3 separate regions of the Homo sapiens genome follow, and regions 2 and 3 are each linked to region 1. A link is a contact called in ENCODE Hi-C or POLR2A ChIA-PET data. All regions are on one chromosome and are shown on one strand. The core of a region is the stretch at or near the end of the contact, and the rest is flanking DNA. Distances in the headings are between cores, read along the strand shown. Region 1 holds the start of SESTD1 (SEC14 and spectrin domain containing 1). Region 2 holds the start of GPR155-DT (GPR155 divergent transcript). Region 3 has its middle 390 kb from the start of MIR548AE1.

Region 1 (3,752 bases), core at 664-3,163:
AATCATAGAGCCAAAGAAACTCCAGAAGTAAAGCCTCATGACTATAAGTGATTGAGCTAAGTTCATTCAGTAGTTATTGGAAAACGTAGCATCCAAATTTCATTCTCTGAATTTATAGTTTAATGTTTTTTCCATTATAGCAGTTACCTCTTATCTAACACCTAGGTAATACAATGTGGAACCAGAAGTATGTAAAGAGGAAGGGCAGGGATATTTTGTGAATTATTATAATGGATTGCTTGGCATGCTCTTGTTTTACTAGGATAAGCAAAGAATGTGAATGGTAGTTGGAGAGAGTTTAAAATGATAAGCAGAGAATGCCACATAGTAGAGAAGGGAAAAACAGAATACCACGGAAGGCTAAAAAAGGCTGGGACTGTGGACTTCCCTGTATTTTCTTTTCGTTGAGTAGATGCTCAACATCTATTTGTTGGGATGGAAAATTATTTCAACGCTTCAGCAAACAGTTAAAGAGAACCTTTTTTGTGCTGAGCACTGTGCTATGTTCTGGGGAGCAAAAAAAATGAACTAGACAAAATCCCTGTCCTTTTAAGGAACACACAGTCTAGGAAGAAAAGGCCACCAAGCAAAGCAACAGGAAAAAAGCAAGTATTAAAGATTATCATAGGGAATACTGTAGATAGACGATTTTATGAAAGCAGAGAGAAAAAGAGTATTTAATTCATTGTAAATGTGTGGGGTAAGGATACAGATGTGGTGAAAGGAGATGATGTCAGGGAAGATTCCAAGGAGGAAGGGATGCATTATCTTCATTATCTTGAAGGACAATAGGAGTTCAACTGGTTAAATGAGGGATGGATTTCAGGTGGGGGAAAACTACAAGGGCACAAAGACAAAGTCTGTTGAATTTGTGTGATACGTAGATATATTAGGAGTTGAAGCTGGAGCCAAGGAGGTCAATAGATCAGATTTTAAATGGCTTTGTAAACCATGGTAATGAGTTTGAACCTGATTCAACCAGGTGGAGAGACTTTGAATGATTTTAAAGAGGGACGTTTCATGCTTAGCTCTGTCTTTTTGGAGCATTCTCTCTGGCAGTTATATGGAACTGAAGCAGCAGTGAAGTTAAAGGCTTGACCTAGAGTGGCAAAGAGGTGGAAGTCATGGAGACAGACTGATATTCACAGAATTAAGAGGAAGAATTAATCCACGGGATTTTAAGTCAGAAAACTTTAGTGGAGAGAAATTTGGTTGCTTAGTTGTTGGAATAGGAAGATTTTATCAACGGAATTAGGTGATACTGAAGTGAGTGGCTGAGTGAATAATATGGAAGTCTTGAAATTGGGACCACACAGCTGCTCTGATCTGGTGTGAATTTGCTGATGACTCTTTTGAACTGAATTCAGGAAATGACATACAAATGATTTGCGCAATAAAATGAAAACAAGGACTCTTAAGTCAGTATACTTGGAGAAAAATAACTAGGTTGGTAAAAATGGGGAAGTAGCCATTATCAGGGAGCCCCATTGTGGATTAATTTTGGACTGTCCAGTGGAAAGATCCTCAAAGCAAAACAAATGCCCTGAATCCAGCCCTTCCTCACCGCAACCCTTTCCCTTTCATCTGCCTTCATCCTTCAGCCACACCACCGCTTGGCAGTGAGTACTTGGGAGCAGCTCTTGGAGACTTTGTACTCGAACCTTCGAACTCCAGCATGAGGCCAGAGGAAATAAATGACCTGCCAGGGTGTCAAGTAACGGACCCTCTCTTAAGCCCAGACTTCTGACTCCAGATCTAGGTACCCTTCCACTCTCCAAGACTGCCTCCCGCCTGGGGAGCCTGGGCCTCGGCTAGGGGTGGGGACGGCAGGGTCCGTCCGGAGCGCCAGAGTCCCACTCGCGCCCAGCCCTCAGCCCCAGGCCCGGTTGGACGCCCCGCCCCGCCCCGCCTCCTTCCTCCTTCCCGCGCCGGGCGGGTTGCTGTACCGCCGTCACCCGGGCGCGCGCGGGGTCGCGCGGACGCGGCTCGGGCCGCGGGTGCCGAGAGGTCGCCGGGCCACCCGCACCCCCGCTCCCCGCCTGACGCACGGAGGGGCCGGGACGCGATTTGCCGCGAGTGACTGGAGCCGCAGCCGTCGCCGCTGCTGCCGCCGCCGCCCGGGCCCGCTCCGCCCCCAGCCCGCCTTCCTCCCGCCGCGCCCTCCGCCTCCGCCCGCACCTCGCTAGCGTTCCCCTGTCTTCCCCAACGCCCCGGAGCCGCCGGCCGCTAGCGTCAGCGCCAGCCAGGTGAGTGTGGCCGCCGCTCGGCCCGGGCGGGAGAAGCGCGCAGGCCCCGCGGCCGGGTGGCCGGCTTGGGCCGGTGCAGTCGGCGGCGGCGGCGGTAGCGGGCCCGGCTTTCTTCCCCTGCGCGGGCCGCGGGGCGGAGGGGCTACGCAGTGAAGGAGGGGCGCCCCCGCCCCGCCACCGCCTCTGCTCCCAACGCCCCGACCGCCCCCACCGCCTTGCCGCCACAGACAAAGCGCCGGAGGTGGGAGCCCTGCGGGCCGCCTTTGCCTCCGCGCCGTCTGCCGGGTGCGGCCGCGGCCCGCAGAGACCGGGCCGCGCGCTTTTCCGTTCCTGAGCGCCCTTGTTCATTTCTGGGTGAAAGGGACCCGAATTGTGCAACAGGTTTGGGCGTTAGTCCTTATTTTCCAGCGGGTCTCTTTTGCCAGCGTGCAGGAACCAGATGTGGCTCCCTGCTCTCGGGCGAGTCCCGCGTCCAGCGCCCGCGACTGGCTCCTTTGTGTGACCGGTGACCGGCCCTGTCGGGTGGGTGGAGGACACGGGCTCGAGGCCCCAGGGCTGCGCCGAGGCTCCTGGACGCCTCCTCAGGTCGCGGGGCTTGGCTTCCACGGGCCTGCCAGAGGTTAACATCCCTCCAGCGTTTGGGAGAGTCACAAAGGGGAGGAGAGAGAGGGTTGGCCAGGGTCTGTGGTTGTGTTTATTTTTCTATTTTAGGTAGACTCATATTAGAAAAGAGCCGCAGTCTGACCAGCTCTTGAGGGTACGGGTGGGATTTCACCCTGGGATGCACGGTTTGGACTTGGCTGTTGCTCTGACAGCCCCCGTGGTTTTCTTGGTGCTTTGACATCTTTCTCTTACACACAGACATCGCGGGAGAAGTTGGGAGTGCTGCCGAGGGAGTAACTAGATAGCAGCTGTTTGACAGGTCGTCTCTTACTTCACGTTTTGCTTGTGTCAAGCATGCCCACTATGTATCCCAGCATAGCTTGGCAAACCGTCAAATTTAAATTGCCACTCAAAATCCTAATCCTTATACATACCTACATACACAGACACACATATATCTATATACTTTTTCTGTTTTGGCTGGCTAAATCTTATTAATGTGAGAATTTTTCCTCCCAAGGAAGAATGCATAATAAGGTACAATTTATCTTTGGTTACATACCTTGGTTAAGTTATGCCAATACCTAGCTGGTTTCATTGGTATGCTATTTTAGTTTAACAATACTAATTCCTTTAGCTTTGAGCAGTAAAATACGTCTTTGTTCTAGGACCAGGAAGCTTTTATACGTAATACTTTGCCCCATGACTAAATACGTGAAAAAATTCCCCAAGGACCTAGAAAGCATTTCACAACTCTATAGGCTGTTTTTATGTTCCAAATTCCAGGAAATCGTTTTGTTGAATATTTATTCAAACATTCTGGACTAAATTTAACCTTAAAAATTGGGCCCACTCTAGTTTTTCCCCAGCATTAGAAAAATGAATTGATTGCATTTACCAAAC
Region 2 (3,752 bases), core at 460-2,959, 4.8 Mb after region 1:
TTTTCTTGCCTTCAGTCTCTCTTTCAACTAATCATGGTACAGCTTCCAGATTACACACCCACAAATAGTGTGATCATTCTGACATGTTCCTGTGGGGAAAGAAAAGTTACATGTTTTACTGTGGCCAAAGGATAAGGTTCAAACTAACCCAAGGAACCTCCTACAGGTTGACCGTAACTTACCTCTGCAGGCCTATCTTCCAGTATTCCCCTGATAGTCAATGCTCAATAAGTATTTATTTAATTGAATTAATCTTCATACTTCCTAAACAAAAATCCTTTTAGCCTTGAGATAATTTAGATCTTCAATTTTTTTTTTAAGTAGTCAGGTTCAAGGGAAACAAAGAAGGCAGTTAAAAGTGAGGAAGACAGAGAACAAAGGAGAAGCAAAGAGAACTGGAGCAGGATCCATGCCTTTTATAGCTTTAATTTCTGCTCATTTTTCCTGCTAAGTTTCAGATCCTTTAACCTACCCTTAGCTTACTGTAATTTTTCTTAATAAGCCACACAATTTTGTATCTTTGCACTAAGATGGCCGAGATGATAGGAAGACACGGAAATTGCCATACAGAAATGTTTAAGATGCAAAGCAAGATAAAAGGTTGTAAACAAATGCTTGTAGATATCTTAAGTGGAAACATATATAAATATTTTAAAATTTGAAATAATTTTTATTTCAAAAGGCTAACTCAATTGCAGGATTTCTTCAGGTTTCAAAGTGGAGCACCATATTTGGGATACTATATATAGGTTTGTTGTCTGATGCCCATGGCAAGTTAATACACTGGGACACCAGGTTGCAGAAGAGAAAGAGGTTTAATCATAGGGCCACCAAACACAGATAGGAGGAAACCTCAAATTCGTCTCCAGGAGGACTTTGAGTCTCAGGTTCTTAAGGGTTTTAGAGTGGTCCCAAGTGTGGAGATCATTAATTGGCTGAAGAGTACAGGGCGAAGTCATGGGACAGCGAGATGAAGAAGCTGTATTCTCATGCTGATTCCCTTCTTCTGTGGCAGGGGTCTTCAAGCTGGCTGGCATCAGCTGTTTCGCTGGAATTTGGCGTCTGAAAAACATTTTAAGCAATTCTTAAAAAGCCTTACGACTCTTAACATCAGAAAGCCTATCTATAGGGACAACGGGATACAAATGTACTATCTAGCTCTACCCGACTTTCGGGTTACAAGGAAGTGGGTCAAAGTGTAGCCTGATTAATGCTTAATTATATTTTTGTCCAGAATTCTTATAAACCCTGTGAGGATAGTTTCAATACCTTTATTTCAAGAAGCTTTGGAAGTTTTCCATCAATGTAACCAGTTTCAGTATACTGAGTGGACATGCATGTAGTTCCCCACCCCCACCCCACCCCCGTACCGCAATAGAATAGAAGCAGTCATGGACGGGGCCCAGATTCTAAAACAAGCTCAGGGCTAAGGGTTTACATTTTAATCTCTTATGTAGGAACGTCAAGGTCACACTGCCTTGGTGAAGGTGGAAGGCAGGATTTTGACCCAGGTCTGATTCTAAGCCCTTGCTTTAAAACTCTATGCTATAAAAAGTCCTGGGCTAACCGGGAGCGAAACTGGCAGATCACACGAGGTTGAGGTTAAGCGGAAAGACAAGTCTGCTCTGCGTCTGTACTTGGGAAGAGGAAAAAAAACTGGACATCCCCCACGGCGGCTACCATTTTGTGGGAGCAGGGAAGCCGGAAGTCCCGCCCCGGAGGATCGCGGCTGGGAGGCTCCCAGCCGGCAGGGCGGGGCCGGGTACCCTGGGGCTCCGAGGCTGGAGGAGGGGGCGGGGACTGAAGGCGGGGTTGGGGAACGTGTGGCTCGGAGGCCCGAGGCTGTGGGTGGGGCCTGAGGGCGGGACGGAGACTCTGGGCTCAAGGCTCCTGGAAATGGGCGGGGCTCGAGGGCGGGAAGCGGCCCGTCTTGCTGGAAGTTCGGGGCTGGGGGCGGGGTCTGAAGGCGGGGCTGGGAGGGAGCGGGGCCTGAAGGCGGGGCGGGGGCGGGGCCTCGCGGCCGGCGAGGGGCTGAGCTGACAGGGCCGCATCGGCTTACCCCACCTTACTTTATCGGAACGTGCCTAAGCTGCTGCAGCTGGCACCCGGTTGCGCTCGGCGAAGAGGGCTGGGGGCGGGAGATGACGGTGGTCTTCTCCCTGCTTGGCACCCTGCGAGCACCAGCTCCCTTCTCCTCGCCACTCCAAGGTTGCAGACGAAGCAGGTGAGAGGGGCCCCTGGAGCGCGGACCTGCTGGGTCCTGGTTCTCCCTTGCGGGCACGGGGTACCCCTGCCTCTGCCCCTCAGGCCTGGGCACGTGGGCAGCCGCCGACCCTCTGCGCCCTGGCCCCGCGGCCCGTTGTCTGGACCTGCTGTCTCTGCCCCGCAGCGCCTGCCTGTGGAACGTGTGAGATCACCCGGGAAGGCTCGCGCGGGGGAGGGGGTGTCTCGTCCCCTCCGGAGACAGAACTGCCATCCCTAGTTTGGGAAGCTCCTCACTGCACGGGCGTCCACCCTGTCTTTCTTAGACTCTTCCCTTTATCCCGAGGGTACCCTCAGTATCTGGCCCTTCCGAAGGCTTCTGCCCAGGCACCTGGAGCACTGCGCCAAATTTTCTCCCTTACCCGTTTTTGGGGTATGTTAGTTACCATGACGTTGTGACTCCCGTGCCCTGGGAAGACTAGCGACCACCTTTTTCTTACGCCAGGCAAAGACCCCTGGCTGCCTTTCCACTTCCACAGCTGCCTTCCCAGGGGTTGGCTGGCAGCTGCTCTCCGAGCAGCCTATTCGGTTAGGAACTCTCTGCGCCCCTTATCTTGGAGGGCCACAGTCTGTCCCTGCAGACGAGGCAAGGAGGCAGTGCTCAGCGCTCCCTACCCTGGGTCTCTAGGGAGGACATTTGGCGCCCTGCAAGTAGGTAGGAGTGGGTGAATGGTGCGACTATTAATGTTGAAGAGTGCTCTAATAGTACCACACTGTATTACACTTATCCCACGGGATAAAGGATGTTGGATGTTTGAGAAATAGCCTGAGAGTTTAAAGCTTTCTCTATGAAGTTAGTCAACCCTCGCCTTCCCCCCGCATTTTCACTTAATAGCAGTTATTTACAGTATCAGTGGTTCGTTTATGTGATCTAAGCCAAATGTGATGTGGCTAGAAGCGGTTTGTAAGTACAGTAGCATTTCTTCAGTTCGTGCCTCAGCGAGTGGTCTTTTACTGTGAACGTGTTTGTTCTGTAACAAGCTTTGTTTTTATAGATAAAAAGGCTGGATGTAATTTTTTTTTTAAAACTTCCCTTGCTGTGGTTCCTGTTCATTTTAAAATATGCTTTAGAAAGCATATTATCTTCCCGTTTAAAAAAGATTAGGATGAAATGAAACTTTTAAAGTCATTTTGATTATTTTGACTTTACCTCAGCAGGTATTTCTTTTATAATACTGAGAAACGTTAAAAGAAACCTCATGGGGAGGGGCAGATTGCTTTTTTTTTTTTTTTTTCTTGAGACGGAGTCTTGCTCTGTTGCTCAGGCTGGAGGGCAATGGCAGGATCTCGGCTCACTGCAACCTCTGCCTCCCGGGTGCAAGAGATTCTCCTGCCTCAGCTTCCCGAGTAGCTGGGATTACAGGCATCTGCCACCAAGCCCGGCTAATTTTTGTCTTTTTAGTAGAGACAGGGTTTCACCATGCTGGCCAGGCTGGTCTCCAACTCCCGACCTCAGGTGATCCGCCCGCCTCGACCTCCCAGAGTGCTGG
Region 3 (3,752 bases), core at 706-3,205, 4.7 Mb before region 1:
CATTATATGAAAATCTCTTGATCTCTCTTTCATTTTAATGGAATTTAGCCCTTGCTAGATTGTGTTACTTCATGCATTGGTCATTTGTAAAACATTAGCTCACTGAGTTATGCAGATCTTCCAAACTTTGACATATATATCATACAATATAAAAACCACCACATTTGTTAATATTAGTAATGATCTAATCAGATAGCTAAGTGTTCTGCACTGTAAGCTTTCAAGCTTACAGTGGTGAATGCAAATTTTCTAAAATTTCTATTTTTTCCCTGAAAATTCAAATTTTATGATTAACAAAGAAAATTGATGACAAATACCCAAATTGTAATAACTGTAATTTGTCTGTTACTTTTCAAATGAAAATGGTGTTCCATGAAGAAAAGCAGCTCGTTCAGCTCATAATCCAAGCAATCTTAGTGGTTTTTTTTTTTGAGATAAGCATTATACTTTGGTATGCAGTAGCAGTGCTTCATGCATACTTTCTATTTCATCTTATAGACTTTTGAAATCATTTTCTATCAGATGGTCTTTTTCTTTCTTTTCAATCACTTGTAGGAGTAATTTGCATTTTCTTCACTGGATATAAAACTTTCTTCATTGGGTATATGTACTGCAAATAATTCCATTTATTCTCTGGCCTGCATTTTTGCTCAGTAAATGACATTTTTCGGTAAGTATAGGTTTTTCATTTTCACATAGTTTAATTTGTAATTTTTTTCCTTCATGATTAGTAGTTTTCTGTCCCATTTAGGAAAAATTTTTAACCCAAAATAATGAAGATACTTTTCTACTTTACTCCCCAATATATTTTGTAGTTTTCGGTTTAGAGGTCTTGTACATGTTTAATTAGATTTATTCTTAGGTAATTTATATATTTTGATTTTTTGGCAAAATCAAAATACCTTATTTTCTCAAGTTCCAAATTTATTGCTGGTGTATAAACATATAACATATTGTAATACATAATGGAGCCCAGCAACTTGATACATTAACTTAACAATTTCAATAGTTTTGCTGTAGAGTCTTGAAATTTTTACATATAAAATCACATTACTTGCAGATAATGATGCTTTCATTATTTCATTATTCATTCCTTGGTTACCTGGCAGTGTGGCTGTGCAAACATTTTAGTCTCAGACCAGAGATTAGAGTATCTGCTTTGGAGTGGGGTAGGGACTTCCACAGCCAGAAAGTGCCTCAGCAGTATGGCTAAAATTGTGCCCTCCCTGTAGCAGGCCTAGGGCAGGAAGAGAACTCCTACGGCTGTGGTTTCTCCTGGGTAACAAGACTTGCACCAAGGCCCAGTTTGGTGACATGGAACTCATCTGTGTGTGACTTTGCTGAGTAGCCCATGCTGCTCCTTGGAAATCATGGTGCAGTAGAGGCTCCCCTCTGCTCTACCCCCAGAGAGAAATCCAGGAATTTGGACCATGTTCTTGCCTGGACCAGCAGCCTGAGCTACCCAACCCTTCCTGGACATAGATTGTGCAGTGGGGCTCTATGCTCCATGCCCAGGCAGATATCAAGGCATCCATAACACCTGTTACCCTGGTTCAGCAGCTTGAGCCACACTACCATTCCTGGACATAAATTGTGGTGTGGGGGGCCCTCTCTATTCCATTCCCAGGCAGATCCTATACATTTGGAGTACTACCTTGACTGAATCAGCATGCTGAGCTGTCCCACCCTTCCTGTGCAGAGATCCAGCCACAGGGGAATCCTTTCTACTACACAACCAGGCAGATTTCCAGGCATTCAGAGCACCTGCTTGTTTAGTCCAGCAGCCTGAGTTGCTTGGTGCTGGGGGATCATTTCTGCTCCACGCTCAGGCAGAAATCCAGTCATTCAGAGAACTGCTCATCTGGATCAGCAATCTGACCTGCCCCACCCTTCTGTGCAGAGTTTCTGATGCAAAGAGGCCCTCATTGCTCCATGCCCAGGCTGATCTCCAGACTTGTGAAGCACCTGTTTGCCTGATTCAGCAGCCTGAGCTGCCCCACTTTTCCCAAATGTAGATTATGGTGTAGTGAGGCCTTCTCCACTCCAAACCAAGGCATATTTCGAGACATTTGGAGCACAAGATCACCTGAATCAGCAGTCTGAGTTGCCCAGCCCCTCCTGTGCAGAAATATTGGTGCAGCAGGACCCACTCTGCTACATGCCCAGGCAGATCTCCAGACATCTGGAGCACCCACTCTACTAGATTAGAAATCTAGGCCATCCCTTACTCCTGTGCAGAGAACTTGGAGCTGAAGTAGGTGGCTTCCTACCTCCACACCTAGGTACACCTTTGGGTGCTTGGTGGCTACTCACTGGATTCTCCCCTTGTTGCTGGTGCCTCTGCCTGGCATGGGGGACCCATAGGTCAACCTGTCTGTTTTGGTCCCACCCTTCAGTCTCTTGCTCCTAGGGCACAACAGGGAGCTCAAACTACTGTATACTCCACAAATCATCCCAATGCCTGAGGCAACAGAGAGCTGCCAGTAAATAAGGATTATGTATATACCCAGCCACGTTGGCCACAGTCTGTTCTTACCAATAAGCACCATCCATGGGCTTACATGTCAAACTCCACAGCCTAATATAAAATCTGCTGAAAGAAATGCATAGCGCTATAGAAACAAAGCCAAGAGACCCTACCAGCATGCCTTACAACTCCTAGAAATAGAGAGGAAAGGAAAGAGAAAGAAGAAAATAATAATAACATTGTAGGGAAAGGAAGAAAAAGAAAAAATCCTACCCACATAAAAATAATTACAAAACTTAGAGGTGCCAGGATCTCCAGATGAGAAGAAACCAGTGCAAGAATTCTGGCCAAATGAAAGATCTGAATGCAGTGACACCAAGAAAGGATTGTACTAGCTCTTCAGCAATGCACCCTAACTGAAATGGAAACTCAGAAATGACAAATAATTCAAGCCATGGATTGCAAGGAAGCTGAATGAGATCCAAGACAAGGTTGATAATCAAACAAAGACACTCCTAAAGCAATCCAGGAAATGAAGGAAGAGATAAACATCTTAAAAAGAAATGAATCAGAATTTCTAGGCTTAAAAAACTCACTTAAGGAATTTCAAAATACAATTTAGGCTGGGTGCTGTGGCTCACTCCTGTAATCCCAGCACTTTGGGAGGCCAAGGCAGGTGGATCATCTGAGGTCAGGAGTTCGAGACCAACCTGGACAACATGATGAAACCCTGTCTCTACTAAAAATACTAAAAATTAGCCAGGCGTAGTGGTGCATTCCTGTAATCTCAGCTACTCAGGAGTCTGAGGCAGGAGCATCTCTTGAACCTGGGAGGTGGAGGTTGCAGTGAGCCAAGATCTTGCCCCTGTACTTCATCCTAGGCAACAGAGTAAAATGCCATCTCAAAAACAAACAAACAAAAAATTAAAAGCTTCATCAATAGAATGGACCAAGCAGAAGAAAGACACTCAGAGCTTGAAGATTGGTCTTTTGAACTGATAGACTCAGAGAAAAATAAAAAGAATTTAAAAAAATAAAAAAGTCTTTGAGAAATATAAAAGTATGTAAAGCTACCAAACCTACAAATTATTGGCATATCTGAGAGAAATAGAAGTGTAAACAACCTGGAAAATATATTTCAAGGAATAATTTAAGAAATCTTCTTTAATCTTGCTAAAAATAGACATCCAGAGACAAGAAATCCAGGGAATACCCGTGAGATACTATACATAATGAAGATCAACAGGCATATAGTCACCAGTCTATTTAAGGTTAATGCTAAAGA

The links. A loop is a pair of places that touch in the nucleus more often than their neighbours do. ChIA-PET counts read pairs that join two places held with the same protein, here RNA polymerase II (POLR2A). Pooled maps may share reads with other maps.
Region 2: a pooled map shows a loop between it and region 1 (3-fold over the local background). The contact joins the promoter of GPR155-DT here to the promoter of SESTD1 in region 1. A Hi-C loop is called at or near these places in 1 of 37 single-sample maps with no recorded cell type and 5 of 50 pooled maps. POLR2A ChIA-PET finds 5 or more read pairs at or near these places in 1 of 52 experiments (BJ).
Region 3: a loop to region 1 is called in a pooled map, with 2.6 times the contacts of the local background. The contact joins the enhancer-like site here to the promoter of SESTD1 in region 1. A Hi-C loop is called at or near these places in 2 of 37 single-sample maps with no recorded cell type and 2 of 50 pooled maps.

Annotation. Positions count from the first base shown.
Region 1 is chr2:179,262,993-179,266,744 of GRCh38, reverse strand. SESTD1 (SEC14 and spectrin domain containing 1) reads left to right here and starts at 1,913. Exons shown (of 18, transcript NM_178123.5): 1 at 1,913-2,246. RefSeq lists silencers at 1,812-2,431, 2,442-2,511, 2,620-2,783 and an enhancer at 3,112-3,181.
Region 2 is chr2:174,485,345-174,489,096 of GRCh38, reverse strand. GPR155-DT (GPR155 divergent transcript) reads right to left here and starts at 1,709. Exons shown (of 3, transcript NR_183819.1): 1 at 1,681-1,709; 2 at 183-1,062; 3 at 1-89. It overlaps GPR155 (G protein-coupled receptor 155), which reads left to right and starts at 2,068. Exons shown (of 16, transcript NM_152529.7): 1 at 2,068-2,224. RefSeq lists silencers at 1,928-2,107, 2,371-2,553 and an enhancer at 2,448-2,517.
Region 3 is chr2:183,991,359-183,995,110 of GRCh38, reverse strand. No RefSeq gene overlaps it. Among named protein-coding and RNA genes, the nearest start is that of MIR548AE1, 390 kb to the left of the region's middle. Within about 2 kb of position 1,955, at least 2 of the 41 ENCODE cell types and tissues checked have a DNase peak (open chromatin) inside an H3K27ac peak, as active enhancers do.